Linked DNA regions of Homo sapiens: region 2 is linked to region 1. The links are chromatin loops, found by intact Hi-C in ENCODE. Cell type or tissue: mammary epithelial cell. All regions are shown on one strand.

Region 1 (2,500 bases):
ATCCCAGCTACTGGGGAGCCTGAGGCAGGAGAATGGCTTGAACCCAGGAGGTGGAGGTTGCAGTGAGCCAAGATCACGCCATAGCACTCCAGCCTGGGTGACAGAGCAAGACTCCGTCTCAAAAAAAAAAAAAAAAAAAAGTTAAGCTTAAACCCTTAGGGTGGACTTACTTTAATGAGCAGAAAATGTGTGAGTTGTTCAAGAGTGTTCTTCTAAAGCACTTGCAAAAATAGCTTTGGGTATGCTCATTCATTCATTCATTCTTCTACAAGTATTTATTGTGGTCCAACTGTGTGTTTAGCATTGGGCAATAATAATGGCTAATATTTAACACGTAACATGCTCACTATTTGCAAGACACTAAGCATTTCACCTCATGTAATTCTAAGAGTTAGGTGCTGCAATTATTCTCATTTTGTAAACAAGGAAACAGATGAAGAGTTTAGGTAACTTGCCCAGGACCACTTACATGCCAAGTGGCAAAAGTGGGATTCTGTGGTCTGGTTCTAGGATTCATGGTCTTTATCACTGTGCTATGCATGATTTCTTTCTTTATTGAACTTGTCATCTAGTCAGATCTGACCCGTGCAGTTTTGTTTTCAGGACTCTCAAAGCAAACTTTTCTTTCATGGCAAAAACAAATCTATTCTAGCTCCATCTGCATTACCACAGAATCCAGATTAGTAGATTTCAAAAGAAGGAGGTTTAACCATAGCTACTATACCTCCGCCCTGAATATGTGACTTGCATGTCAACAAGGTCTTCCATATTGACTGACATTTACATGTGATATTTGGTTATCGAGTTTAACTAAGGAATCATCTCGCATGCTTAACTATCTGCTGGCGAAATTTTTGATGCTGTGGAATGTGTCAGCGCCAGTGGAGTATTATAAGTTAATTACTTGTGTGCACAGCAGGCAACACTGATACAGGTGGCCTCTAGCAATGTGGAGATGAGACATTACTTGAGACACCTGAGATGTGGCTGTGAGTGAGTTATCCTGATGAGTGGGGAATGGGGAATGTCAAGAAGGCCAAGTATGGCTCTGTCCTGATGGAATGTTCATTCAGATGGAATGTTGATAGGTTGTGAACCATACCATTGTTTTACAATGGGGTGTGCTGATGTGAGGTTGCCTTCTGGTGGCCCAGGTAGAACTATGTGATAGGGATTCAGGATTTATAATTCCTCTTCAATAACATGCAAAACATGTAAAGATGACTAGGACCCACTGACTTAGTTTTCATTCATTCGTGTTTTTTTTTTCTCACTTTCCTTATTCAAGAATGATTTGCTGGGTGTTTATTATATGCCAGTACTTTTTGCTACACTCTGTGGGAACAATGGGAAGCCAAATAGACAGGTGGCTCTAGAATTTCTATATAAGATTCTGCCACTGCAGAGTGGGTAGAAGCGGATCTAGTTGGATTTGTCTTGAATCAACACTGGCATAGCAAGCACTTTGTTTCTGCTTAGCTTGTACATTTATTAAGGCCACTTTGTTTTTGCTTAGCTTGTATGTTTATTAAGGCCACTTTGGCCGAAGTTTTCTCCTAGCCATTTCTGCCATAAAACTTAAAGTTGGGCTTGTGAGAAGCAGGACTTGTCACAAACAGCATTGGCTTAATTTCTTTCTAGTGGATCAGTGAAACTCAGATTGGTGCTCCCAGAGAAAACCTGGTTTTCTGAAGTGTATGACAAAGTAAACTAATCTGGAATGGTGGGCTCAAGGAAAACTTCTTGAATAAGTGACACTTCTGCTCAAGTTTGAAAATGGAATACAAAGTCTAGGCCTGACCTGGACCATTATGAGATCACACATAGGGCCTATTGCAGTTATCACAGGCCTTATCTTTGTCCGCACATCTGGTTGGGAGATGGGTCTGTCAGTGGGGGCCTCTGATTGTGATTTGATCTCTTGCATTGAACTATAAAGGCTTTTTTAACAAACTAGGCAGAGTCGAATGTTAAAAACCTCCATTAGAAACATTTTATTATTACTCATTTTATCAGCAAGACCTTCAGTTCATCTCACCTTTTTCAACTCCTTAATCTCCATTCTACTTGTCAGAAGTAGTAAGAAATATTAACCCACCATAGGAATGGTCTCACGCCTCATTTCAAATGTTAGTAATGCATCAAAACCCTAAGACTTATATTAACTGCATTTTAGATGTCTAAATTCATTCCCTTACTGGGAAGGAAAGGTATATAGTTAAAAGCAGAAAAGGGCTAATGGCATAATAATTTATAATCATGGTGTTCTGATTAGAAATGAGTGACATTCTTCCAAATTTAGTGCATGTAACTGCCACTGAACACTGATTATAAATTTGGCTAATTTGAACAAAGGCTTTCCTTGTTGGTTAAGACAGCTGTGTCTATCTTTACTATTGTTGCAGTAAAACATTTTAAGTGGAATTTCTGGGTCAAAGTGAATGGATGTTTTTAAAGATGTATATATAAACAAAAGCTTGTGTGTGCGTTTGTGAATATG
Region 2 (2,500 bases), 270 kb before region 1:
ATTCTGGGTTCTTGGCAGTGGTGAGGGGGTCTGTGTGGTCCTCTTGGAATTGATCCTTATATAGTAAATGGGTGGCTCTGAAAATCTGAGGAGGTTTCATGCCCAAAGTCTCCTTATTCTTCTCTGTACCCCCTAAGGATTGCCATATGCTGCTAAAACTTGGCTTTTCAACCAAGAAATAAGTCAACTCTCACATTGCTAGAACGATGCTGTGGGATCCTCATATGAACCTATATATGTGAGATTTTTCTCATAAAGGCAAAATTATTTCATCCAGATCTGTTTTCTTCTTTGATACCTGCAAGTAAATAGATTGGGGGATAAAGCTGCAAATAAGCTGAGAATGTTCCACAGTAAGATTTCTCACAGTCCTGACTAGATAGAAATGAATATTAAAGTAATTCAGCACAGTACTAAAAGCTTGTACCTAATTGCCTTTTCTTTATATTTAGCTTAACTTTAAAGGAAATTTATAACTAAATTGGGCTCAGTGAATTCCCTGGTTGCCTACTTTTATTACCCATTATAACATATTTCTGTTTAATTTACCTCTTCCAGCCGTGATACTTCAGTGAAGATATGAGTATGTATTTGGAAGATGGTGAAGTGAACTTGACTGTTTTGGGAGGCTCAACTCCAGGGCTTCTCAAAAACAACAGCAATGTCAAGGAAACAATTTTAGCCTTGTTCCAGAATATTCACATTTTGGGTTTTCTCTTCTGAATGTAGAAGGAAAAATTCCCCTATTTTTTTCACACTCATGTTCAGCTCTGTCATTTTCATTCTGGGTATACATCCCTTTCCCATTTATTACATCTGTTACTTTTATACTACACAGGAAATACATGTAAAACATCCTACCCACTCTGATAGAAACAAATGTGCATCCCTGTCATTAAAGCTACACCTGTAAGCTTTGCCCCTATCCGGGTCAAAAGGCCCTATCATGTAAGGAATCCCAGCAACTAGCAAGGAAGTGAAGACAGTCTAGGAGGGAAAGACTCCTGGTTTTCTGGAAACCTATGCAGTGGGAGCTTTAATAGTTGCCCTCAATCTCCCTGCCCTCCTTGCTTGCCCCTTTGTTCTGTTTAAGGCTAGCTGCATATTTCTTCTTGTGTTTTCACGGAGTAGTCCACCATCACACCATATGGGCTTTTTCCTGTGGTGATTAATTAGGTTGCATGCTGAGCTCTCTGATTCTTTGGGGACTGTGTTTCCTCATGGTCTTGTCAGAACATGCAGAATAGCTGTGTGATACTTCTCACATTTGCACCCACTGCTAACAAGGTATCTGACAACTCCTCAATATCATGTTGGATGCAAGGCACAGGATGCTGCTGGGCTAGTGCTGTTTAATTTTCAGATCTCTGGTAGCTATGAGTTTGAGGAGGCTCGGGTCACATTTTCTTATTTATGTTTCATCTCTACTTTCATATGATTATAATAGTAATATTTGAAAACTTTTTGCATAAAGGCAGAAGAGGAAAAAACCCATATTTAGTGACTAATTTTTCTACAGTATAATAATGAAAAGAAGTGAGTGCAGAAACATTTCTAACAATTGTTATAATAATGATGGTGATAGAAATAATTGAAGGCTGGGCACAGTGGCTCACACCTGTGATCCCAGTAGTTTGGGAGGCCAAGGTGGGTGGATCCCTTGAGCCCAAGAGTTCAGGACCAGCCTGGCAACATGGCGAAACCTCACCTCTACTAAAAATAAAAAAATTATCCAGGTGTCGTGTCACGTGACTGTCATCTGAGCTACTCAGGAAGCTGAGGTGGGAGGATCAGTTGAGCCCCCAGGAGGTCGAGACTGAAGGGAGTGCCACTGTACTCAGCCTGGGTGACAGAGCCAAGCCCTGTCTAAAAAAGAGAGAGAGAGGGAAGAGAAAGAGGAAGGAGAGGGAGGAAGGAGGAAGGAAGGAAAGAAAAAAGGAAAAAAGTAGCCTGTGTGCTTTCTTTTCTTTATTTTTTGAGACAGGGTCTCACTCTGTTGCCCAGGCTGGAGTGCAGTGGCGCGATCTCGGCTCACTGCAACCTCAGCCTTCTGGGTTCAAGTGATTCTCCTGCCTCAGCCTCTGGGGTAGCTAGGAGTATAGGCGAGCACCACCACACCTGGATAATGTTTGTATTTTTAGGAGAGACAGGGTTTTGCCATGTTGGCCAGGCTGTTCTTGAACTGCTGGCCTCAAGTGATCTACCCACCTCGGCCTCCCAAAGTGCTGGGATTACAGGCGTGAGCCACCGCGTCTGGCCATGAATAGTAGCCTGTGTGCTTTGATGCATCCTGCTAAGACTTTACCCATCCTTACCTTTTAAAATATTGACCCTAACATGCTGAGAATAGGAACTGTTACTTTCTTCATTTTAGAGAAGAGGATTTTGAGGCCCAGGAAATAAAGTAACTGACTGTAAGTCCCTCTTAGGGAGAGTTACATTTTTACAAAACTTTTCATTAAACAATTAAAAAAATTTAGTTTGAGTTAAAACGTTTATA

The links. A loop is a pair of places that touch in the nucleus more often than their neighbours do. Peaks named below come from ENCODE experiments on the same cell type or tissue, not always from the same donor. Only the 100,000 strongest peaks of a DNase experiment are listed, where the experiment ranks them.
Region 2: a loop joins it to region 1, with 2.2 times the contacts of the local background. A loop is called at or near these places in 1 of 110 quality-filtered maps.

Annotation. Positions count from the first base shown.
Region 1 is chr3:61,965,368-61,967,867 of GRCh38, forward strand. The region is part of intron 2 of PTPRG (protein tyrosine phosphatase receptor type G); the gene reads left to right. Among named protein-coding and RNA genes, the nearest start is that of PTPRG-AS1, 350 kb to the right of the region's middle. In mammary epithelial cell, no CTCF peak of the experiment used is centred here; a DNase peak (open chromatin) is centred at 1,024.
Region 2 is chr3:61,700,020-61,702,519 of GRCh38, forward strand. The region is part of intron 1 of PTPRG (protein tyrosine phosphatase receptor type G); the gene reads left to right. Among named protein-coding and RNA genes, the nearest start is that of PTPRG, 140 kb to the left of the region's middle. RefSeq lists enhancers at 1-250, 1,146-2,040. In mammary epithelial cell, no CTCF peak of the experiment used is centred here; a DNase peak (open chromatin) is centred at 1,212; H3K27ac peaks cover 48 bases.